5 separate regions of the Homo sapiens genome follow, and regions 2, 3, 4 and 5 are each linked to region 1. A link is an interaction called in ENCODE POLR2A ChIA-PET data of the cell type or tissue named here. Cell type or tissue: MCF 10A. All regions are shown on one strand.

Evidence for each region. Peaks named below come from ENCODE experiments on the same cell type or tissue, not always from the same donor. Only the 100,000 strongest peaks of a DNase experiment are listed, where the experiment ranks them.
Region 2: POLR2A ChIA-PET joins it to region 1 with 7 read pairs; 1 of 35 experiments calls an interaction of 5 or more read pairs at or near these places.
Region 3: POLR2A ChIA-PET joins it to region 1 with 5 read pairs; 2 of 35 experiments call an interaction of 5 or more read pairs at or near these places.
Region 4: POLR2A ChIA-PET joins it to region 1 with 5 read pairs; 1 of 35 experiments calls an interaction of 5 or more read pairs at or near these places.
Region 5: POLR2A ChIA-PET joins it to region 1 with 8 read pairs; 1 of 35 experiments calls an interaction of 5 or more read pairs at or near these places.

Annotation. Positions count from the first base shown.
Region 1 is chr13:105,988,730-105,993,729 of GRCh38, reverse strand. No RefSeq gene overlaps it. Among named protein-coding and RNA genes, the nearest start is that of LINC00343, 280 kb to the right of the region's middle. In MCF 10A, no CTCF peak of the experiment used is centred here; DNase peaks (open chromatin) are centred at 1,909 and 2,959.
Region 2 is chr13:106,505,246-106,510,245 of GRCh38, reverse strand. The region is part of intron 2 of EFNB2 (ephrin B2); the gene reads left to right. Among named protein-coding and RNA genes, the nearest start is that of EFNB2, 28 kb to the left of the region's middle. In MCF 10A, no CTCF peak of the experiment used is centred here; a DNase peak (open chromatin) is centred at 2,135.
Region 3 is chr13:106,130,727-106,135,726 of GRCh38, reverse strand. No RefSeq gene overlaps it. Among named protein-coding and RNA genes, the nearest start is that of LINC00460, 240 kb to the left of the region's middle. In MCF 10A, no CTCF peak of the experiment used is centred here; a DNase peak (open chromatin) is centred at 2,446.
Region 4 is chr13:106,521,475-106,526,474 of GRCh38, reverse strand. All of the region lies in intron 1 of EFNB2 (ephrin B2), which reads left to right. Among named protein-coding and RNA genes, the nearest start is that of EFNB2, 12 kb to the left of the region's middle. In MCF 10A, no CTCF peak of the experiment used is centred here; DNase peaks (open chromatin) are centred at 2,704 and 4,184.
Region 5 is chr13:105,811,908-105,816,907 of GRCh38, reverse strand. No RefSeq gene overlaps it. Among named protein-coding and RNA genes, the nearest start is that of LINC00343, 110 kb to the right of the region's middle. RefSeq lists an enhancer at 1-211. In MCF 10A, no CTCF peak of the experiment used is centred here; a DNase peak (open chromatin) is centred at 2,457.

The DNA of each region.
Region 1 (5,000 bases):
TATCCTCATCTCAGGACAGTACCTACTCATAAATGTCTGACTAGGTACGTGCTATAGACTGAATGATTTGTTCCCCACAAGCTCACATATTGAAGCCAAGTTCTCTAATGTGATGGTATTTGAAGGTGGGGCCTTTAAAAAGTGATTAGGTTATGAGGGCAGATCCCTTATGAATGAGACTAGTGCCCACACAAAAGAGACCCCAGAGAGACCCCTCACTCCTTCCACCATGTGAGGACACAACGAGAAGATGGATGCTTATGAGCTAGGAAGGGGGTTCTCTGCAGGTGCCTTGGTCACGATCACAGCCTCCAGAGCTAAGAATAATCAAATCTCGTTATTTATAAGCTACCCAGTTTACAGCATTTTGTTACATCAGTGCAAGTAGGCTGAGACAGTATGTGATTTAACACCTTTGATTTTCTGGTTTCCCTAACAGCTCCCTTGAGTCATAAGATTAATGCAGGACAGAGGTAAAGTGTCAAGAAGTAGTTCAAGGGCAAAGTGGAGAGAAGCTTTAAGTAGATATCCTAACAGGAATGAAGAAGAAGACCTGCTTGTGACTGGGCATGGTGGCTCGGGCCTCTATTCCCAGCACTTTGGGAGGCCAAGGCAGGCAGATAGCTTGAGCCCAGGAGTTTGAGACCAGCCTGGGCAATATGGCAAAACCCTGTCTCTCCAAAATTACAAAAATTAGGTGGGCATGGTGGCACATGCCTGTAGTTCCAGCTACTTCAGAGGCTGAGGTGGGAGGATACCTTGAGCCAGGGAGGCGGAGGTTGAAGTGAGCTGAGATTGTGCCAGTGTGCTCTGGCTTGGGCAACAGAGCAAAACTTTGTGGGAAAGGAAAGAAAGGAAGAAAGAGAGAAGAAAAAAGAAAGAAAGAAAGAAAGAAAGGAAGGAAGGAAGGAAGAAAGAAAAGAAAGAAAGAAAGAGAAAGAAAGAAAGGGAGAAAGAGAGAAAGAGAAAGAGAAAAAGAGAAAGGGGAGGGGAGGGAAGGGGAGGGGAGGGGAGGGGAAGGGAAGGGAAGGGAAGGGAAACGAAAAAGGAAAAGAAAAGAAAGGAAAGGAAAGGAAAGGAAAAGAAAACAAAACTTACTGGAAGCAGAGAGGAAGACAGATAAACTGGCAACAGATAAACAGATAAACAGAGAAAGACAGATAAACAGCAGTGAGTGATTTCTTTATGGTACCTGTAGGCATAAATTAATTAAAACTCATATAGAAATGTATTCTCATAATGATAACTCCATTATAGGAGGAGAGTAACATTATTTCCGGAATATCCTGTTGACCAAGTCAGGGAAATATCTAATGTGGTTTTAAAAGTTTTTAAATATAAAACTGAAAATGGCAATACACTGGCTAATAGACTCGCTCAGCTGATCTCTCCTCTTAATGATGTCAGACATTCAGGTCTCACAAAATAAACAGAGTTTGTTGGTGGCATTTTAAACACTGACATACATAATCTATGAAACAAACTCTTCTAGTTGGTGACTAGAATAGACTGGTTTTCTGCTTTGGATTCATCCATTCATCAGTCATTGGGCAAGATAGTTTTCATTAGCTTCCTCCATTGTCAGCACTATCTAGGCATCTGAAAGGCAAAGGACTATAAAACACAGTTCATTTTGCTCTATGTGCTCATTGTGAGCAGCTGGATTCAGGCATGAAAAGTCAACACAGCAAAATATTACAGGAGCTGTGGCAGGAGTACGTGCAGAGCCCAGTGGATGCCCCTGGAAGGAGGCTCATGGTGTGGAAGGCCAGGGCCCTCCTTGCATAGTAGTGAGAAGTAAACAGCTGTTGTAGGTGGCATTCTTGGCAGAAGGCATTCCTGGCAGAAGGAGCAGTACAAACAAAGGTATGGGAGATGTGGGGAAAGGAGCAGCGTGACAGCTGGAACTGGAAACTTAGCATGTCGCAAGAATGCAGTTGGAGGGAGGACTGCTGAGACAAACCACAGTAGCCAGAATACAGAGGGCTTTGTGTGTCATACCAAGGAGTTTGCACCCATCCTCTAGGCAACGGGAGCCATTCCAAGTTCTCAGTCAGGGTCAGCATGATCAGACTTGTGTTTGGAAAGTGACTTTTGTACCAGGCAGAGAATGGGTTGGAAAGACATGAGTCAAAAGACCAGCTGAGAAACCAATTATTTAAGAAAAGAATGGTGAGGAACTGTGTTAAGATAGTAAGCAGGTAAGTTCACTGTTATTACTCATTTAGACAAATAATTAAGAACATCTAAAATGCATATAGCTGTGCTAAATACTAGAGTGTATGAAGAAGAATATGACCATAGTTCTGCCATCATTAAGATTACAATCTGGCAAAGCAGATACTATTAACACTACACGGGCTATACCAGGGGATGATGTGTAACCTGACAGAAGAGGCAGTATGAACAGCTGCAGAGATTCAGATGGGAAAGTGAATACATTCTGTTGGGTCAACCAGAAAAAAATGATTTGTGAATATTGTGGAATATCAGACTGGCTTTGAAAGAAGAGTGAGCTTTTTTAGGGGAACATTGTGGAGGAGAACTCACCAAGTGAGGTAACAGCATGAGAAAAAGGCATCAGGGCATATGCATAGCCCACTTTTGATGAGCAGTGAGCCACCCTGTTGGTACTTGTAGAGGAGATGTGTGAACTGAGACTGGAAAGGGAGTTGGTGCCATATGGTGGAGGCTCTGAAATGCAAGAGTGAGCAATTTGTACTTAATTTGGTCTATCATTGGGAAACACTGAAGGTTCTAATGAAAGAAGGAACATACTACAAGCTACCTTTGAGAAAACCTTATCTATCATCACTGGATAGGATGAATTAATGATAGGGAAACCAGAAAAAAGCTATTGGCGTTAATGTGAGATCACAGAGGCCAGAATCTAAAAGATAAACAGGAAAGGGAAGGAGGGGCTTGGGAGTAGAAGTCAATGCTATGAGTCTTAGTGATGGGTTGGGTGTGGAGGATGGGGGGTGGGGGCTGAGTCAGACATAGCACAGACATGTTGAGCTTGAACGACTGAGGAAAAATTAGACCCACAAAGAGAAATAAGGAAGTGAGAAAAATGGGATATTTGGGGGAAGAATTTAATTTAGGTCAAATGGCTGGCAGGACATGCAGTTAGAATTCAGTAGTTCTCAAGCAGGGCAATTTTACCACTCCCCTACCCCACCCCACAAGGGACATTTGGGAATGTCTGCAAACACTTTGGTTGTCCCATCTGGAGCCAGGGAGTGCTACTGATATCTAGTGGGAAAACATCCTGTGAGGCACAGGGCAACCCCAACCACAAAGACTCATCTGACCCAAAATGTCAATAGGGTTAAGGTGGAGAATCCCTGAGCCGGATGTTTCTAGTAGAATAACAGAAATGATACTTAAGGCAGTCGAGATTTTGGAAATCACCAATTAAACAATATAAATTATAGATATAAATTATTGTGAAGGTAGGCCCAGGAGTTATCTATCTAGAATCTACTGTTCTTTACTACTGTTGGTCCTGGGCTACAAACCTGTACAGCAAGCAACTGTACGGAATACTGTAGAAAACAGTAGTAAAGAAGATAGATAAATTTGACTTCAGAATTCTACCCTTGAAAACCCCACCTCTGAGGGAAGGAGACAAAAAAATGGAGCCACATAGCAGACAGAGATAGAGGCACCAAAGAAACCTGAGAGCAGTGGGCGGTGGTGGTGCCGAGGAGCTGGTGCTGACAGTCTTGGGAAAGGCAGCAGGGGACCTAGGAAGAACACAAGGGGACGCAGAAGTCAGACTGTCCCTCAGGGGATCCACGGTAACCCCCTGCTAGCTGCACCATCTTGGACAAGTTACTGGCTTCTATGTTTTAGCTTCCCCATCTCGAAAATGCAAGAACAATGCTCACCTTGAGGGATTGTGAGGATTAGGGTTGCTTTACATGGTCATGCATCATATAATGATAATGACATACATAACAGAGGTGCCGTAAGATTCTAATGGACCTGAAAATTCCTATTACTGAGTGATGCTGCCGCCATTGCACCATTGTAGCACAACTCACATGCTTGTGGTGACGTCGGTGTAAACAAGCCCACTGTGCTGTCAGTCATGGAAAAGTCTAGCACATACAGCTATTAATATATACAGCGCCTAATACTTGATAATAATAAATGACTGTGTTAGTTGCTGGTTTATGTATTTACCACACTACATGGTTTATTGTTATTTTAGAGTGTATTCCCACTATTTATTAAAAAGAAAGTCACTGTAAAGCAGCCTCAGGCAGGTCCTTCAGGAGGTATCCAGAGGAAAGCATTGTTATCCCAGGAGATGACAGCTCCATACACGATACTGCCCCTGAAGACCTTCCAGTGGGACAAGACGTGGAGGTGGAGGATGGTGATATTGATGACCCTGACCCCGTGTAGGTCTAGGCTAATGTGTGTGTTTGTGTTTTCATTTTTAACAAATCAGTTTAAAAACTAAAAAATAAAAATCTTAAAAGTGAAAAAAGGTCATAGAATAAGGATATAAAAAAAGAAAATACTTTTTGTACAGCTGTACAATGTGTATTTTAAGCTGTTATTACAAAAGAGTTAAAAGTTTTAAAAATTTAAGAATTTATAAAGCAAAAATGTTATCATAAGCTAAGGTTAATTTATTATTAAATAAAGAAATTTTAAAAATGAATTGAGTGTCGCCTAAGCGTATGGAGTTTATAAAGCCTGCAGTAGGGTACAGTCATGTCCTAGTCCTTCACATTCACCCACCTCTCACTCACTGCCTCTCCCAGAGCAACTTCCAGTCCAACAAGCTCCATCTGTTGTAAGTGCCATGTACAGATATACCTTCTCTTTTTGTCTTTCATACTGTGTTTTTAACTGCATCATTTCTGTTTAGATATGTTTATTTTAGAATCACAAATACTTTTCATGATGCTGCAGTTAACTACAGTATTCCATACAGTCGCACGCTGTACAGGTTTGTAGCCCAGAAACAACAGGCCATACTG
Region 2 (5,000 bases), 520 kb before region 1:
ATAATATTAATCTACACAATAACGACATCTATTATTTTCTTTTTTTGGAAACTCTTCATACCACACTAACAGGTTCATTGCAGTTACTGAACTACTCTGGCCATCAGAGCTCTCCTTAGAGTTACGATTTACCATGCAAAAGCATATGGTAGCCTGGGATAAATGAATCTTTCTTAATACAGAATTGAGGGTCTCAAGTTTGAAACTACGAGAGGCTATTTGAATGTTGCTTTGGGGGACTGTCATAAGGGCTGGGTGGAGGACTCAGGGCTAAGAAGTTTGCCAGGAAGTCCAGTTGAGACTTTCAGCAGAGTTGAAAGACTTCCACGATGGCGTAGGCAGAGGAAGGCGTTTCAGATACTTGGGAAAATATAGAAGCCAATTTCTCACCCACCCTACAGCAAAGCTCATTGATCTACAAGTTTCCCTAGAAAGGAAATGGGAAATGCAGAGAACAAATGTTAAAATAGTTTTAGAAATTAATATTGACTTTGTATTGCTTCTGCATAAGTTCCAAGACACCAAAACAATGAATGGATTTTAAAAAGTCACTACTTTGCATATCAGACAAATGCACACACACACACACACACACACACACACACACACACACACACAGTCAAGCTCTGTACTGGCTTTTTTGAGAAGGAAAGTGTTTGAAGTTAGTAATTTTTATATCAGTACATTTATAAATAGTGCTAGGTAGCATGACGGAAAGTATTAAAATTTACATGTATATTTTTAACACTTCAAATCGTTGGTTCACTTTGAGACAGTAAATAATATTAGCATTTGAGTTCAGCTTTAATAAATTCTACATGGGTTTAACCCCAAATCTGAGTGTCTAGTTGGTAAGCGCCTTCAGAACGAGCAGTGTTATAATAAATATGTTATTGTGTGCTGGTTTCTTTCCATGGAGAGGAAAAAGAGACCTGATGCTTTGGAGGAGTGCTTGACTTTTCCCCAGTGAGGAGTAGTCCAGAGGGACTGACTTGCATTGGGGAGTACCCTACATGAACAGCATTTCAGAAGAATTAAACCAGGAACCTAGAGTCCTACTTGCTAGTCCTGCTTCCTAAGCTTAATGAGAAAGTCAATTTTATTTCTTTGAACTTTAATTTATTTCCCTAAAAAACGCTTTTAGTATTGTCATTGTTCTGGCTAATGATGGCGGTCTCCTCCAGTTTCAAGCCACCTTAGGGCTGGGCATACAAATGCAATATAGGATCACTTGTTAGTGTGGTTTCAAATGGACATGATCCTCTGTAAATTCTTTAAAAACATTTAATTTGATTTGTGGTGTTACCTGCTTTAAAATATAGTCATCACACTTGTGAGTTTCAGACGTGAATATGAATTTTTAATTTGAACTGTATTTTTAAACACACTAAGTATTAACTAAGTCCCCTTAGGAGATATGTGGCAAACTGATATGCATCCTCATTCATTCTTCTCATAGATGGTTATTTGTTTTTTAACTTGTGGCAAAATTATATATGAATGGTCACCGACTTAAAATAGTTCCACTTAAATTTTTCAACTTTCTGATGGGTTTATTGGAGTATTAAATGTATTTTCAATTTAATGATATTTTCAGCTTACCTTGTGCTTATCAAGTATCAAGACATAGCCCCACCTAAGTCATGGAGCATCTGTATATGGGTTTTTATTCTTGTTTAGAATTGACTTTTTCAAGTGACCTATTTCAGTAATTAGCCCTGGGCCTGATTTGCATAATGAGATCTCCTAATCTTCAAGTAATGCAAAGATGGAGATATTATGGCCATGTGGTCTGAAGAGACCTTTTCTTTATTATGTTCAGATCTTTAATTGCCTTAAAAATAGAGTAGCTAATTTACCTAACCTCTAGTTATTTTATTATTGTCTTTAAAGTTTTTTTTAATGTTCATGAAATAACTGTTCTGAAATTGCCTATTTTCAAGGGAAGCTGTGTCTTAGACTTACTAAATGCTCCAGTTGATACTGGGAAAGCCTTCTTGTGTTCGTAGCCTTTATCCGTAGAGTTTTCTTTGCAGCATTTTCTGTGCCTGGTTTAGTTTCTTTTCAGAGGCGACACCCAGAGCTGAATGAGTCAGCAGGTTTGGTGTGTCGACCCTTTGCAACAGCTGTCCTTACGAAGGTTCTGTGGGCTGGTTATTCTACCTTCGCATAAAACCTTGCAAAATAACCCACAAAGAGGTTTTCGTCACACTACCAAAATCATGTGAGTCAGAGATGGATGAAAAATGAATGCCATTGTGTTCATACTTTTCCAGTGAACAGTAGCTACAGCAGAGCTGTTAGACAAAGAAAACCGTATTAATGAAGCGCCTCCCAATTTAGCTTCATATGGCTTTTGCATTATTTTGCTGCAAATCCATAGCTAAGACACATCTTGTGGCATAGTCCGTAAGTCATCTTTCCGAAGGACTGTTTGATTAAAGGTTGTTCTGTGAGATCCACCCTGTGTTGTTCATGGCATCCTCTTGGAGGCCTCCCTCACTCTCCATGCCTTGGCAAAGTCTTCCTTAAGGAACACTGAACAAGTCTGGAGAAGCTGCCATTTCTTAGGGCCCTCATTGGTTCAGTTGTCTATAGCTTTTTATTTTTTATTTTTTTTTTAATAAAGAGTATGTAAAATTGGAAAGCTTCACAAACAGCTTTGCTATTTTTTAGACATGTACTCCACTTCTAAGCAAAATCACAAAATAAAGTAAAATGCTTCCACAAATATAATGAAACAATATTCTTAAAGAATCAAAGCAGAAGAACTTCAGAGTCTGTTGCTTATGTTAAGCATATATTTGTTTTCTTCTCTGCTTTTGATTTACTTATTTCTGGGGTGTAGGTTTGGCAAGTAGTACTGAAACGTACTGAATGCACTGTTCTTTAGCAAGATAGTTACAGGAGCTTTCAAATGTCCTCTTAACATATAGATTTCTTTTAGAATATAGAATAATGTGTGGGCTGTATAAAGCGATTATGTGCTTTATTTGATGAATTATTTATGTACGATAAATGTAGCAAAAGCCACATTTCCATCATTAAATGTAATCCCATTTGGTGATACAGCAACATCAGCCTGTCATTTGGGTCCTCTGATTGAGGGGTGAGGATTTCTGTTTGATACCTTGTGCATAATGGCTGCGTTCAAGCATTTAAACTCATTTTTATTTCTAACCTACAGCTGTCATCTTTGTAATAGGATATTCATCAGAATCTTGCCAGAGACTGTGCATTTGGGATCTTGGGGGATACAGCACCACCACCACCCTCCCCCTGTCCAAGAGAAACAGATCAACATCTTAGGTTGAGAGTCTGGGGTCTGGAAGACCCGAGTTCCTGAGTGCCCTTTGACAAGTAACTTAACCCCTGTCTGCCTCAGTCTCTTCATCTGTAAAGTGGGGATAATGACAGCACCTGCTTCACAGGGTTGATGGGAATCCAGATGTGGTGGGATATAGAAAATGCTTATTACTTCCACCTTTGACACCAAATACATATAACTAAGAGTTAACTTTGGAGCAGGGGAGGAAGTGTGAGGCTCCAGGCTGGAGGCAGACCTGTGTTCGGCTGCAAGCTGGAGAGGATGGACCCCAAAAGCTTGGCTGATTTGAAGTCCATCCATAAAATGGAACTCCAGAGAGTTTACACGTTTCAGTAATGCTGCATAACTTAATTATAAGATCTTCTCTCTTTGTCTTCTTTCAGTGTTATAAAAGCTCTTTTGTCCTTGAGCTTCCTTTACCAAGAAACATGCATTTATGTATCTTTTTGTTCATGGAATTGCCCAAGCTTGTTAGCAGATCCTTTGTAAGACCCAAAAGAGACAGACAGGGGAGGAGTCTTCAGATACATATAATCATTTTTCCCAATTTCCATGTTACCAGCCTTGCCAGGACTTTTTCTCAGTTCCCTGTTACACAATGAAAATAGTGTCTCTTTATTGATAATTTTAGTAGCATCCTAATGTGGTATAAATCGTCTTCCAGAGAAGAAAATGTGTCAGGGTTGCGTTATCACTGAGGCTAGCTGGGAAAGTAGATCAGCCCATTAGTCTGATAATTCGAAGCGTTGTTTCTGTTATTTCTGAACATCATGTGAACTCCTTTTCTGGGTGTATTAAAGGTTTTCCCAGTGTGTGTCAGTGAGACTCCTGATTGAATTTAATATGAATAAAGATAAATTCTTTACATTTAAGGATTAAAGTCTCAGCTTCTGCTTAACTTGAGATTGCACTGAGAAACTCCTGGCTCTCGGGTATAGCGGAGTCACGACCTGGGGATGTCTGTCCCATATGGCTCTGTGTGTAAGAAGAAAAAGCTGCTGTGGACGGAGACTCTGTTCACATTAAATGACATCACCTAAGCCATCATGACAGCAAGAATTATTTAGGAATTGCTCAGAATAAAACTGCCTTCATTATTTCATAAAATGTATCTTGGTATCTTTAGCACCTTATTTATGGCTTTTTAAAGGTTCACTGGGATTTATAAATAATTGGACAATGCTAGAGACCTAGTACAAGAATGAAAGAGGACAGGCTTCTTTCTTAATAACCTTTAAACATTCATCAGGAAGATAAAACTTTAAAGCAAAATAAAACACATGAAAATAGCCAAGATGCACAGACCAGACAAGCAAATACTACTTTAACTTATTTGTATAGTTCTTAAGAGTCACATTTGTTCCTGAAGTTTCAAAATCTCGGGCTGAGTGTTTGATCACTTAGGGAAGTGTTGTGGCCTTCACATACTCTTGTCTCACTTTGAAGTCTAGAAACACAGGTCTTAGAGCAATTTTTATCACTGTGAGAAAGCTGAAACTTAGTGTGAGTAGCTTAGTACAATTCAGTTGGCCATCAAATGTCAGAAACAAAACTCAGTCCAGGGCCGCTGGACCCTTAGGCCGGCGTTGTTAGTTTACAACAGTGCCTCCTGGGTCCAAACATCTAAGTGCACATGTAGCAATAGTAAAGATAGTATGTATGCATACATAAC
Region 3 (5,000 bases), 140 kb before region 1:
CCTATTGTAAGTTGAGGGGCATCTATAAATAAATCATGAAGAAATTGCTGGTGTATAGTGCTACTTCATGTAGGGCAGTTAATGCCTTCAGTTATCCCTGCAACTCTCTCAGATGATCTGCCTAAGAAAGTTCCTGACCCTTGACATTACTGCAGTCTGTTGCCGTTCATTATCAAGAGTTTCTTGCTGATCCTGGAGGAGTTTCTGAAAGTTGCTATTGCTGGGTTATATTGCTGAATGTTGATACTTACTGATAGATTGTTATTTGCTGATACTGGACGAGTTCCTGAATGTTGATATTGCCGGGTGAAGATCTAGGGCAGATGACTTTTAATGTCGCAACATAATTTAATATTTGCATGATTTCATTTCATGGCTTGAAAATTCAGACTATTCATTCAAAAAATGTTTATTGAGCATCTACTGCCTAGCATGTTATTATTAGAAACACTCATCTGTTATGTACCTTTATGTTTTGTAAACTAATTTTTGATGGCATTTAATATTTAACAGAATTGCAAGATAATATGTGAGAAGATATAAATGAGGAAATATTTGTTCTATTTTGACAGATGTTCCATGTACTAAGTTCTAGGCTTCAATCTTCTTGAAGGTAGGTGCTCATATCTCCATTTTACAAATAGGGAAAAGTGAGGCTCACCACAAAGAAAAACTTTGGCCAGATAGCATAGCTCATAAGTGGTTGAGTTGTTACTAGATTTTATGTCTGACTCCAAAATTAGTCCTATGATGTAGGAGTCAGGCAACTTTTTCTGTAAAGTGCCTGATAGTAAATATTATGGGCTTTGTTGTCTGTAAGGCAAAATAAAGGCTGTTGTACAGGTACTGATGTATCACAGTGTCTCTGTCACAATTACTCAGCTTTGTGCTTGTAGCATGAAAGCAGTCATAGACTGCATGGAAATGAGAGGGGCAGCTGTGCTTCAATAAAATTTCATTTATAAAAACAAGGAGATGTGGCCTGTAGACTACAGTTTGCCTCCCCCTACTCTAAACTATACTGCTCCTTTTAATGGGGAAGGGAGGTGTCTTTTAGCATTTTAAAGTTATTGGATAAGTGGAAGATTTTAACGTGGTCCATTGGGAAATTTTAATGCAACTTTAATAAATTGACATTGAATAAAATTTTGTGTTACTGCCTCCTGTTTGTGGAGTGTGAGAAGATGGGCAAATCGTCATCTTAGATAATGTGGGTAGGTCTAAGATCACAGAACACTGAGTTAGCTGAACACAAGGAAGAAAAGTGAAAACATGGAAATAAAAGTTAGGTCATGTGATAACTTTTAATTTTCTGAAAAAGACACTATTCCGGTTCTGAAAAAGACACTATTCCGGTCTCTGTCTGTATGAATGTCCAGTTTGTGTTTTTATTCTGTGAGCACTTCATCTTACCAATTGTATTACCTTCCTGTTGCTGCTGTAATACATTATCATACACTTAGTGGCTTAAAAAATGCAAACTTATTGCCTTGCAGTTCTTGTATTAGTCTGTTCTCACGTTGCTAATAAAGACATATCTGAGACTGGGTAATTTATAAAGGAAAGAGGTTTAATTGATTCACAGTTCCACATGGCTGAGGAGGCCTCACAATCACAGTGGAAGGCGAATGAGGAGCAAAGTCACATCTTACATGGCAGCAGGCAAGAGAGAGAGCATGTGCCGGGGAACTCCGCTTTATAAAACCATCAGATCTCCTGAGACTTTATCATGAGAACAGCATGGAAAATACCCACCCTCATGATTCAGTTACCTCCCACTGGGTCCCTCCAATGACACATGGGAATTATGGGAGCTACAGTTCAAGATGTGCATGGGGACACAGCCAAACCATATCAGTTCTGGAAGTCAGAAGTCTCAGTGGACTAAGATCAAAGTGTCAGCAGGGCTGTGCTTTCTCTGGAGGCTCCAGGGAAACACTGTTTCCTCGCCTTTTCCAGCATCACAGGCCGCCCGCATCACTTGGCTCATGGCCCCTTCCTCTCATCAGTCCAACCACTGCTTCCATTGTCACAGCTCACCTGACTTTGATCTCCTTCCTTCTTTTTAAAGAACCTTTGTAATTACATTGGGTTCACCTGGGTAATTGAGGATATTCTTCCCTTCTCAAAATTCTTCCCTTAATTCCATCTGCAAAGTCTCTTCTTCCTGTAAGAACATATCCAAGGGTTCTGTGGCTTAGGCCACATTTTGGGGAGCGTTATTCTGTCTATGCCAACCATGATGAGTGGTAGGGTGGGGAGAGACCATCTGAACAGGCCTGCTCCTGCAGAGGAATATTGGACTCTCTGGTTTGAGGAGCCTTCTCAATAAGCAGTCCTGTCAACTTCGACCTGTAATTTTACCCCAGAAATAAGTGTAAGCATCCCCCTGCTGAGCATATATGAAGTGACAGTCACACTGACTTCTTTTGAGTTTGTAAGTTTACCAGTATGCTGGCTGCCTTGCTCCTTGTGTCTTTTAGCCAAGTAATTTGTAGCATTCAAAACGTACTACTGTTAAGGAAATGATTTAAAGATGATTCACATGTTGATGGTATTTAGCACCTACTGAAAGGGTTTGTGCAATTTTCTTGCTTGCAGAGTTGCATGGAAATATGCAAAGACTCCCTTATAAATACATTGATATAAAAATGCCCCTGTTATTACAGCTGTAGAACCAAACATTACAAGTGGTATTTATTTGCCAATAGGATGGTTGCTGAACACTGCAATGCTGGTTTATAGATATTAATTCTTTCAGAATTTTGTGAAGAACACCAGCTAAGAATATTCTCACTGTGAAAACAACCAGCTGATGATGCTATCCTGGTTTACACCAGGGTACTTTGAAGCAAACAGAATAATATTCCTTGCACAGGCCCATTTAGATGAACTGAAAACAAATAGTGAGCTGGACTCTAATTCCAAAGGCTTCCCAGGAGAAATTCTGGTGACTCTGTGCTAAATAACCATGCACACAGTGCTCTGTTGAGCTTCAAAGAGTTGGCATGTGTAAGCATCTCACCACCACACTGAGGGATTCATAAAGTAAGGAACACTGTATTCTATACGGTAACGTAGAGATTGCTTTTCTGAAACATGCTGGCTGAGCTGAGATTAGTATGAAGTTGGAGTTAGGTCTCATGGTTGGATCTGAGAGCCAGATTGGTCTCCTCAGTACATTACAATAATATCTTGTGGCTATCTATGTCTTTGGCTGTAGAAGATGTGAGTAGTGGAATCATATTTTTGAAACCATCAAGCTTTAGCTATTTCTGTGTGTCGTTAATCACTGGCAGTCATACCTGGGTTAATGAGTAACACTCTAACTTTAAAATTGCTTCATAGAAGGATATTCCCCAACATAAACACCAGGAAGCAGGATTGAAGTTAGATTGAAAAGTTGGCTAATGGTAAGGCTATGAAATGCTGAAACTACTTATTGAAGGAGATGGTGAACTCTTCTCTGGAGGTCTTCAATAATGGTTTAGTTGTTGTCTTGCCTGAAGACAAATTATATTTTTAACATGTTGAATTTGCATATTGTAATTTTTGGACCATGTTTAAGAAAGTTCTTAAGATACTCTTTGGGGCAAAATAGATCTATGCAGACCTAGTGATAGTAATGTAACCCTGTATTCCTTCTCTCTGAACAGCCAGTTATAATTCAGAGGTGAGATGCTTCACCTCTCTCCTTGGTTTGAGGAGCTGTAAGAAAAAAATCAAGTCCGTTTTAGACCTTTTCAAGGGTTCTGAGTTAACAGGTATTAAATTTATAGCTGAGGAGCAAGGAAATTCAGAAATTCCTCCAGGTTTGGATCCCGTTCTGGGATCCATTCTTACCTGACGTCAAACTGAGGAGTCCTCGGGTGCTCAGGACAGAAGCATGATTGGTCCTGCTGAGATCTGAGCTCTGTGGCTTATAGAAAATGTGTCGTCTACTAAAGAACAATAGAATCCCAAGCTTTTCAACCCATATTGGAAAGTATGTGCAAGATAATCTAGGAATGTCAGTCCTGCAGCAAGGAACTTGTTATTGAGCCTTAAACATACTGGCCTAAGGAATGTTATCCCAGAAGGAGGGAACAGTTTCTCCTGAGGGAAGGGGTCCTAAATGAGTGATTGTCTCTCAGAAAAGAAAAGAGTGGGCTGGGCGCAGTGGCTCAAGCTTGTAATCCCAGCACTTTGGGAGGCCGAGGTGGGCGGATCACGAGGTCAGGAGATCGAGACCATCCTGGCTAGCACGGTGAAACCCTGTCTCTACTAAAAATACAAAAAAATTAGCTGGGTGTGGTGGCGGACGCCTGTAGTCCCAGCTACTTGGGAGGCTGAGGCAGGAGAATGGCGTGAACCCGGGAGGTGGAGCTTGCAGTGAGCCGAGATCGCGCCACTGCACTCCAGCCTGGGCGACAGAGCGAGACTCCGTCTCAAAGAAAAAAAAAAAAAAAAGAGTGCCTGTGTTTGCGGGTGCACTGACCTCTTTCTTCAGTGACTGCTGCCTCTTTGGGCCTTCTTTTTGCTCGTTTCAGCAGAATAGGCAACTGTTTGTTTCTGAGGGCTTCACTGGCAGTGGAGACCATCGTGTGTTTCTCCTCCTGATTAGAGCCTGCACTAGAAGCCACGTGCTATTTCATGTTCTCACTGATATTTGAACAAAGCCAAAGAAGGCACGCTTACATTTGTGGGTTGCGCAAAGCAGGGAGGTGCTAATCCAGTGGATAGCTAAATCAGAAGGTGGAAAAGATGTATAAATAGGTACAGTGATAGGTCAAAATCAGAAATATAAAATTTAATGGCATTAAGTGTAATGTCTTGTAATTCAACTTCTACAAATCAATTACATAATATGAGGCTCTCATTATAGTTTGCCCTGTGAAGTCAACACTATAGGCATGGAATAGGAAGAGGGGTTGCCTTGTCATAGGATGAGGACAATTAGTAGATGTTCAATAAACATTTACATAAAAATTAAATACAACATTGATATGGTTTGGCTGTGT
Region 4 (5,000 bases), 530 kb before region 1:
GTCTTTTCTTCATAATCCCACAGCACTTTGTACTTAGATGTACTTAGAAAGAACCATATACACGGTACGTCATGATTGATATGCAAGCCTTCACCACTCTACCTGTCCTAAAAGTCAGGGACACACCTTCTTCATTTCATCAGTCCCTACTTCTATCCAGCATTGGCATCCAGTAAGTATTAGTGGAATGGACAGACAACCCGAATTTGTGCTGATGGCAGTTTACCCTGTTTTAACTGTCATCCTTCTGCTACTAGACATGGATGAGACCTGAGACGATGGGACTGCTCAGAGGTCCCTGGCTCTTGAACTTTAGGGCACCAGAATCCCCTGCAGGGCTTGAGAAAACAGGGGTTTCTGGGCCCCACCCCCAGAGTTCCTGATTCCTGAGGTCTGGGGTGGGGCTTGAAGATGGACATGTTTAACAAGCTCCCAGGTGACGCTGGCAACTGCTGCCTCAGGGCCATGCTGAGAACCCTCGCCCTACACAAACCTTTCTGGGAAAACAACTCAACATTAAAGCTGTTTGGGGATCTCTGAAGAAATCTGTAGTCCTTGCCTTGTTGGGGGAGCATCAGGGATCTAACCATTGATGGTGGAGTATTTGTTGTTAATTCAGCAAGCAACTATTAAGTGTTAGGCCTGTTACTCGGCTCTAACAATACAAGGCAGAGTGACCTGTACCCTCGAGATTTAAAGTCTAAGTCCTGTAGAGAGAAGCCCAGGTGGGAGCAAGCACATTTAGAGTTAGGTGCTTGGTGCAAGGTGGGGACACAGAAGAAGGGAATGGCATTTGCCTCTGGAGGGGTCCGGAAACAGCCTAGGGAGGAGGAGCTTGAGTCTTGAAATACTGTGGGCATCTCTAAGCAAAGTCACAGTAGACAGCTGAAATAAAGAAAATAGTAAGCAAGCCAAAGAAACAGTATTTCAGCCAAGGGCAGCGTGTGTCTATCACGTCCACCTGTGAACACGTCCCAGGATTCTCTGCATCCGGCCATTGCTCAAGACAGATCCCTCACAGGAACAGCTAAGCCACTGATTTCAGCTACCTGTTCACGTGAGAATTATCAGTACCTACTGCTTTTCAAAATGAGTATGATCATGGATAGGTGAGGCAATTCAGTTTCGCAGAGACAGTAGGGCAAGTGCCACTGTAGTTTAGTTAAGGGCACATGCTTTAGAGTTTGGCTATGTGAGTCCAATCCCAGTTTAGCCATTTATTAGCTGGGTAGCTTTAGGAGCAGTAGCCTTAGTGTCTCTCAGTTGTCCCATCTCTATAATAGGGACAATAACATAATAGTGCTGAATAAAAGAGTAACAAAATTTTGGTCAACATTTAATGTATTTAAAGAGCTAAGCTCCGTGATTGGCACAATGAACCAATCAATCAAACACCAGTTGTTATTAATAAAAGTCAGTTGAATATGTACTGTGTGCCTGGCCGTGGTTCAATTTGCCTTTGCATACAAGGAAAAAATTAAAATACTCTGTTAATAAAGACTATAGCATAATACTTTCACCTTAAACTTCTTGATGTTAATTTATTTTGTTTACCTGCCAAACTTCTACTCATTCCTTATGACTTTCTGCTACATGAAACACCCTTTGTAATTCTTTTGTCCTATTAAATTAAGTTCTCTCTCCTCTGCTTTCCTGCTTTTGGTGCTTTCTAATAACACTTTTAACCCTGGACTTTCTCATTCAGCTGTGCAACTGTGGACTGAGAGGAGGCTCTTTGAATTCATTTTGTATATTCTAGTAGAGAGTACTGTGAGCAGTTGGGTTGTTGAATGAATACATTAATTCAACCTGGAGGGATGGGCAGTATTGCATTTTTTACATTGATATTACATGATATTTAGAAAACTGCTTAACTGGTGGACGTTGTTTTATTAACAGCATTTTGTGTATAGCACTCACTATGTGCCAGCTGCTATTCTAACTGCCTGACAAATACTCCTGAAACCTTCATGGTAACCATATGAGGGAAGCACTTTTAATATATCCATAATACCAACGGGGAGACTGTGGCCAAATTGGTTAATTAACTTAGCCAAAGTCATATTGAACTAATAAGTGGATTTAAACCCAGCTAGTCTGGGGCCAGGGTCCCTCTTTTAATCTTCTGCCTCCTGCTTATGCTGTTGCATGGAGTAGTCTTTATCATATAACTAAATTAAGCATGCATTTGCTTAAAGCAGTGCATACATGATGGATCAAAAAGTTTGTGGTATAATTGGTTTAATTCTGTCATTATCCATTTTGATTTATAGTCACTTTCTTATGATGGTCGTGTAGTTTTAAATGGAACCTTTGAATCTTTGATATAATAAGGTTATGTCAAATCTTGGGTATAATAAGGTTATACCCAATGGAAACAGAATAATGATCAGCCCATTTAAAGGATGACTGGAGAGTTATTACAATACATAATAGTCATGCATATATTGAGTAGTATTCCTTTGGTAACATTTTCCTTTTAAAAATTGTAACATTTGATTGTTCCTTGTTGGGAGAAAAGGAGGTCAGATTTTTGAGGGGAGATCCATTTGGTGAGATGCTGAGTGTGTGTCAAGCTAAGGAGATAGTATGACATCTTTTTTAGAGTCTAGTCACAATTAAATGCCATTTTATTTTGGATTTTGGGATCCGTGCCAGCTTCCAGCTTGTCAGAGCTGAGAAGACTCAAATCAAGTCCAGGCTTATTTCTACAGCAAACTGGGATTCTGGCTTCTTGCCGGTGGATTCATTCAGTACAGCCCATCTGGCTTTTGATGTTCTGCAAGTTTGGAGCCATTTGTTGAAGGAAGCCAGGCGGTGAATATTGGTGGTCCTGGGGTTCTCTTGACTCCAAGTGGTGCCCCTTGGTTTGCATTTTCACCATGCTTAGCATCTGCTTACCTGGAGACCATGCAGCCGCCGGCCAGAGGTCTCCAACAACCAAATCTTCATGCCTTTTAGAACTCAGAGTCCCCAGCACATCCTCCTTCCTCCTCCTTGTCCAATTACTTTCATGCAGTTCTCAGTAGCTGCTTGTTTGAATCACTTATAGTATTTAACTTCTAGGGTGTTTTTGGGTTTTGGTCAAGGTAATTCCAGGCTGAATGTGGTGACTAAGCAGGAAATAAATGGGTCGTCCTCAAAGTTACAGTGGAGCGCTGTTTCTATTTTCCTAAGGTACACAGTTGTGGGGGCGATCCGTATGGAAGTCAGGAACCCAGTCTGATTTTGCTTCCTTTTGATGGTAGCAGTACAGACCTGGCTGTTTTGTAGCCTGCTTTGTTTTTCTTCCTTTTCTTCCCTAACTTCACGGGCTGTGGCAAAGCCCTGAGACGTGCAGGAAAATGTCTCCTGTCATACGCCCACAGCAGACCTAGCCCTGACCCTCCTCTGAAGCCCAGGAAGGAGGTATCTGTGAAGCAGCCTGCTTGTAAAGCAATTGCACACAGCCTTGTAAACTGTGTTACTGGGCTGATTATACTTGATTGGCAAGGTGAATCTCTTATAGCAAAAGAGAACTTGGAGAGTTTTATCTCATCTTATGCCTTATTAATTTGTTCATTCTTTAATTACACAGCCACCTATTGAGCACCCTATTTATGCAAGGTACCTGGTCGGGGGTCAGAGGGAGGGTCCCATGGTAAACGAGACAGACTCAATCCTGGAGGAGCAGGAATGGCAGCCCCTCGCTGGGCTGTTGGCCCCACCAAAAGGGAAAGGTTTCATTTTAATAATACATGGGTGAATCATTTTTGTCAATAGGCAAAATTCTTTGTAGTTAAAAAAAAATATGATGGTAGGAAGGAAAGGGATGGGCAGAGGGTTAAAACAAAAGATATGCTCTCCCTAACTCTAGATTGTAGTATTGTTATGCTTGTCACTGTAGCTGAATTCCATTTCTTTGAGTTTTTTCAATGCCAAGGCATTCCCTGTATGACTTACGTGAGCCTTTCATCTCCGCGATTTTTCCCATTCAGGTAAATGAGCAAATGGATTTGAACACTCATATCTAAAACAAGAGAGAACCAGCTGGAAATGCCCTTTGAATTTCTTTCTCTATGTAAACCATTTTTCTTTCTGGTGCCTCACCTATAAATAACAGGAGTTCCACCTTCCTTTATAGACTCTTGCTGAAAGCATGGTTTGGAACAAGACCGTACAGGTGCACACAAATTACAGTTGGGAAAGAAGCCTGCAGTGCATCTTGTCTCTGAAGGTTATGAAATCCTCCTTTTAGTAATGGAGCTGGCGTGATCAAGCCAGCAGGATGAAATTTGGCATTTGTGAGATCACCCCCCTTCTCACTTGCCCACTGTACATAGCATCCCAGCCTTACTCTTCAAATCTCCACATTTTTTCTTATCTAGCTACAAAATTCATAGGCTGATTTTTTTGGGGTGCGTGTGTGGTTTTTTTTTTGTTTTTTTGGTAAATAAAGACCTGCATTTTTATTTTGATATAGGTGGTTGAGTTTTGTCTTTAATTTCATGACAGAGATTTAACTAGTCTCAACTTTTGAAAAGACAACAATGATATTTGGGGATCACACACTTAAAGTTAGATTTCTAGATGATTAATACCAAAGTAGATGATTTTTTAGCCTCAGCCATTTATAGGTATGCCCTTCTGTGAATTTTTTATGACAGTGAAAATCATGGCACAGATAAAAATTAAATAAATACTTCTGTTATTTTCCTGAAGAAAAAAAAAAAAAGCTTAAACTATGAGAATACTGTCTTTGAGCACTTTAAAATAAAATTGACTTCAGCCAGCAGGATTTTGAGCATTACATCACAAATAAAAAACAAGATTAACATCAAAAGGAGTCAGTTTTCATTCAATTGTGCAGCACTGTGGGCTGTGAAATTTAATATTATTTTGACTCATATGCTAATTGTAGACTGACAGAGGAAAATGGATTGTGTTTAAATAAAAGGATACACAGCATCACACGCAGCTGTATCAAATACAAGTTGAGGTCTTTGGGCCAGGAACTGGGG
Region 5 (5,000 bases), 180 kb after region 1:
TGATCCAAGGAAGAAAAGAGTACAAGACAATGGAAAAAATAGTTGAGAGAGAAGGAAAGAGAGACAGAGATGAACACCCTGATTTGAGCTCCTCTCCAGCTATCTCATACTCACACAAATTTATTTAATATCCAAGGAACTGAGTGTCCTCTAGAATAAACACTAAGGATCAAGTGGCATGTATGTGATTTCACCTGTTTGTCTTGCTCTAATCTCCATATCAGTTCCTAATTGCCTTAAATTCAGGAATCATGACAAAATATATTCACTGTGGTTAAAAAAATCCTTAAGACTTAACATGTGCCCTTGATGTAGAAGAGTTAATTTTCTAACTAATTATTTGTGAAAGCTATATTTTGTGTCAGTGCATAATGAGGAAAAATTAATTTCCTTAAACACTAAGTAAAAATTGCAAGACATCCATCTGTCTCCCATCTTCTTCTCTTGACGCTTTGGGTACTGATAGTGCTAGCAAGTTACCTAAGGCCCTAAGGCCCTACATAAAATGAACAGATGTTTAGCTCTAGTTTTGCAAAATTTGCTGTATGAGTTTTTAGGTTTTATGTTTTCAAACCCTAGAGTCAGAGATCGGTAGGCTTGTGATGTAACTATCTAAAGTTTTTATTGTATTTCCAAAAAGTTTCCATTTTCTCCCAAATAAAATAAAATGTGAAGAAATGTAAGTTTAGATTCGATGTAATTGAATCATTTTACATAATTTTATTGTTAAAAATGTACATTACAAATTCCATGATTCCATACAACAGTTTATTGAGCATATACTATAAGTCACTGATTGCACCAGTGAATTGCTACAGGAATATAAAAACAAAAACAAAAATGATGACGATGCGGCGCTGACATGAACAAGTTTACCAGCTTATCAAAAGGCATGATGAGAAATTAGTTAACTGTAAATCAAGACCAAGCATGATAATGTACCAGAGAAAGGCTTCAAGATCAGAGGGGGAAATACCTTTCTGTCCCACCAATTGCAAAACCTGGGCTTTCAATGGTCAGTGTGTGGGTAGTGCTGACTGAGCATCTGCTGTGGGTTGGTGCTTTATGTAGTTGTTTCATCTCTACCCTCATTTTACAGGTGAGAAAACTTAGGCCCAGAAAGATTTTATGAAATCTCGCAAAATCTCTGAAAGCTCATCAGTCTATGCAAGTCTAAAAACTCTCCAGTCCATGTCTCCCCGTAGGCCTACACCCAGCTCTGGCCCTCTCCACTCCTCTGACTATACTGTAAAAGTGGCTTTTGTCAAGGTGACTGGGAAAATAAGTATTGGAGAAGTTATGTATTTATCTCCTGGTGTTAATTATATCTTTAAGTTGATGCTATTTCTTGAAGATCATTTAATTGCTTCAAATAACTTATCCAAAGATATATTTAGTCTTGATGGTTTGCTGTCTTAATTCCACCCCATTTATCTGGCTTAGTGTAGGTTATCTAGAGTGCAATACTAAAATTTATTTATCTAGTTTTCTTTGCTCATTTTTTTCATTTTGTTTAATACAGAATTTTGAGAACTGAAGCAATTTTTCAATAACAATAAAAATCAAAGAAATGTTATTAAATATTTATATAATTTAACTTTTGTTCAAATCTCTAGATAATTAAATGTTACTAAAATATCTAGATAACATGTTTTATTAAAATATCTAGATAATCAAGGCAACATATTTCCATATGGATCTAAAGTATCTGTATATTACCTTACAGGTGAAGTATGTGTTATCTAAGCAAGTTTAGAAAAGTTAAGGTATCTGAATCGTGGGATCTGGTATTAGTCTGAGCTCTGCCCCTGACTAGCTGAGGTCACAATGAACACTTTGCTAATCCCGATGCAGTACATCTGAGACACCCTGAAGGGCGTGATAGGGAAGATAAGATAATGTATAAGAAATGAATTGAGGTACTGCCAAGCACCATCGAGAATCAGTCCCCATCACTGGCCTCAACAACAGTCATCTCTGTTGTACTATTTCACTGTCCCCCTCCTAAATCACAGCCCACTAGGTGACACATCCCTGACGGGTGCTGGACACACCTGCTGATGGCTGTGATCACCCTAGACATCTAATGAGCCAGATACTTGTCTGTGCCAGCCCTCTTGTTCACACTGCATTCAGCATCTGGATTTTTGGTGCCGTGCCAATCTTAATGAAGTTGTCTTGTTGTTTTCTAAATACCTTTGGACACCTAAGGGCATAATGACTGAGCCAGGGTGTGTGACAGTGATAAAATATGGCACAGGCTGGATGAGCTGTAGCATGAGGCAGGTTTGACATGAAATGATGAGATTTGTTGTAGTCTAATCTACTCCTTTTGCTCCTTTAAGAAAAGATGGGGCAATGGGAGACTGCTGGCTGTTTGGCATCAACTCACAAGAATTGCACCTCTATAAGACAACATTAATTTGTATTGCATGACTCACATTGCATAAAAACAAGTTTGCATTCAAGAATCATGCATTCCCAGTTAATTAATCGCCCTTGTAAATGTTGGGGTGGATTATTGGTTAGTCACACACGTTTTTTTTTTCCCAGAAAGAAGGCAGGTGTGCCTCTCTGGCTCACCGTATAATTTTTTATGCCTGAATCAGCCTTGTGTGCTTCTGCCATTCTCTGCATCCCTTTCATTAAGCTCTGTCTAAATACTGAACTGTCCAAGTGTGTTATTGTAAATCAAGACTATCCACAAGTATTTCAAAACTGACATTTCATGGCTTGAAAAGAATCTAATCCAATTCCCTTTATTTCAGAATACATGGAAAGAGAGACAGAGTGACTAAGGAAGTTGCCCCAGGTCACACAATTAATGACAGAGCCTGTGATATCTAATGAGATCAGCCCCTTAATGGGAAGCTTGGGGCATTTTGGGCCAAAAGAAAATAACAGATTTTTGCCCCTTATCTACATAAGATAGACCCACATTTATGAGAAGAAAAGTTTCAACTCTTGAGAAAAATAGTTTTTGTGATATTTGTTGAATAATTAATGGGTGTGTAAATGAAAATTTTACAAAACAATATTCAAGTTCATGTCCAAAATGATTAAGAGATTTATTTCAAAATTTTAGCATTCATTCAAAGATACCCTTCTATTTATCTTTAAAAATAATTGGTATGTTAAAATTACTCAAATTTATCTTGATGCTTCTTTGAAAAATAAAATAATTTATCATAATGCCATTTTCAGAGTGGGTAATTTTTCTGCCTCACAGACATTATTAAAAGCATTTTTTAAGATAGACAACTGAAGCAAAAGGAAGAATAGATAATAGACTTTATCAGAAGAAAAATATCTAAGACTTGGATCACTTAATTTCTAATATATATTCAAATATTTATTCCTACAGAAAAATATTTTGGTACTAGTGATTCTCAGCTGCAGTGTTGGTCCTTCATGGTGCCTCTTATTATTTCAAAGAGAAGGCAATATTGATATAATTTATTAAATGCAATTCAGCTTTTTTTCTGTTTTACTTAAAAAATGAATACATAGAACCTTCTAAGCTGATGTGAGAGAATGGCTAGGATTGGCATTTCTCCCAAGCCAGCAGATCCCAGAGAGAGTCTCAGTTCCAAATAGGTTAGAGGCCATTTTTTTTAACCAAAAGGAAAAATGTCCTAAATGCATTTTGAAATTCCTGGTTGACTCCAAAGGCATCACTCAAAGCATCAAGGGATCAACTCAGAGGCACTCCATATTATTTTTTTTCAATTGCTTTATAATTTTTAATTTATTTTTATTTTTTATTTTAAGTTCCAGGATACATGTCTAGAATGTGCAGGTTGGTTACATAGGTAAACATGTGCCATGGTGGTTTGCTGCACCTATCAACCTGTCATCTAGGTTTTAAGCCACATTATTTTTATATTATGTTTATAAAGGAGATTACCTACAGAAGCTGCCATTCAGAGGACAGACTGCTAGGAGTTGAATTGTGTCACCCAAAAAGATATATTGAAGTCCTTATCCCCAGTACCTGGGAATGTGACTTTATTTGGCAATAGCATCTTTGCAGATGTAATCAAGTTAAGATTAAAGTGGGCCCTAATTCAATATGATTGATGTCTTTATAAGAAGAGAAGATCCATAGACACCCAGGGAGAAGGCCATGCAGCGACAGAAGCAGAGATTAGAGTGATGCCGTTGCAAGCCAAGGAACACCGAAGACTGAAGACCACAACCAGAAGCTAGGACGAGCCAAAGAATCTGCTAAGAGTCTCAGAAGAAGCCTGGCCCAGCTGACACCCTGGTATTAAACTTCTAGACTTCAAAGTTGTGGGAGAACACATTTATGTTACACTAAAGAACTCAAGTTGTGGTAGATTATTATAGCCACCCTGGGCAACTAGTACAGATTTTGATGATTTTTAAATCCGCTGCATACAGTAGCCACCTCAGAATGCACAGAGGAATAAGTATGTGTACTTTTAGCAATTGCAACGTAATTGAGAGTTTACTTAAAACCCTTCTATTTCAGTAGAATTCTGAATAGTATATTCAATATATTAAATATTTCATTTTGAAATTATTAGCTTATTTCTACTTCTGTAAGCTTTTGATTAATATTAAATTTTAAAGCTGCAAGTTTTTAGATTTGAAATAAATATCTGCCATTCACCAGAACACTCCTAAATTGGGTCATCTGTCTCTATTCATTTTTATAATGCACTAAACACCCAATATTGCCTGATTTACAGGACAGCTGTTTCTTCTGCAGCTATTTCCTGCTTTGGATATTCTATTTTATTATTCTACCAATTTGAAGAGTACTGTGACATAATCATCGCATGTTGTTATGGGTTGAATTGAGTCTCCCAAAGAAGTATGTTGAAGTAGTAACATCTAGTATCTCAGCATGTGACTGTCAGAAGCTAAAAGAAATACATGGAACAGATTTTGTCTTAGAGCCTTTCAGAAAACGCAACCATGCCAACACCTTGATTTCAGCCTTCTTGTCTGCAGGACTGTTGGAGAATAAATAT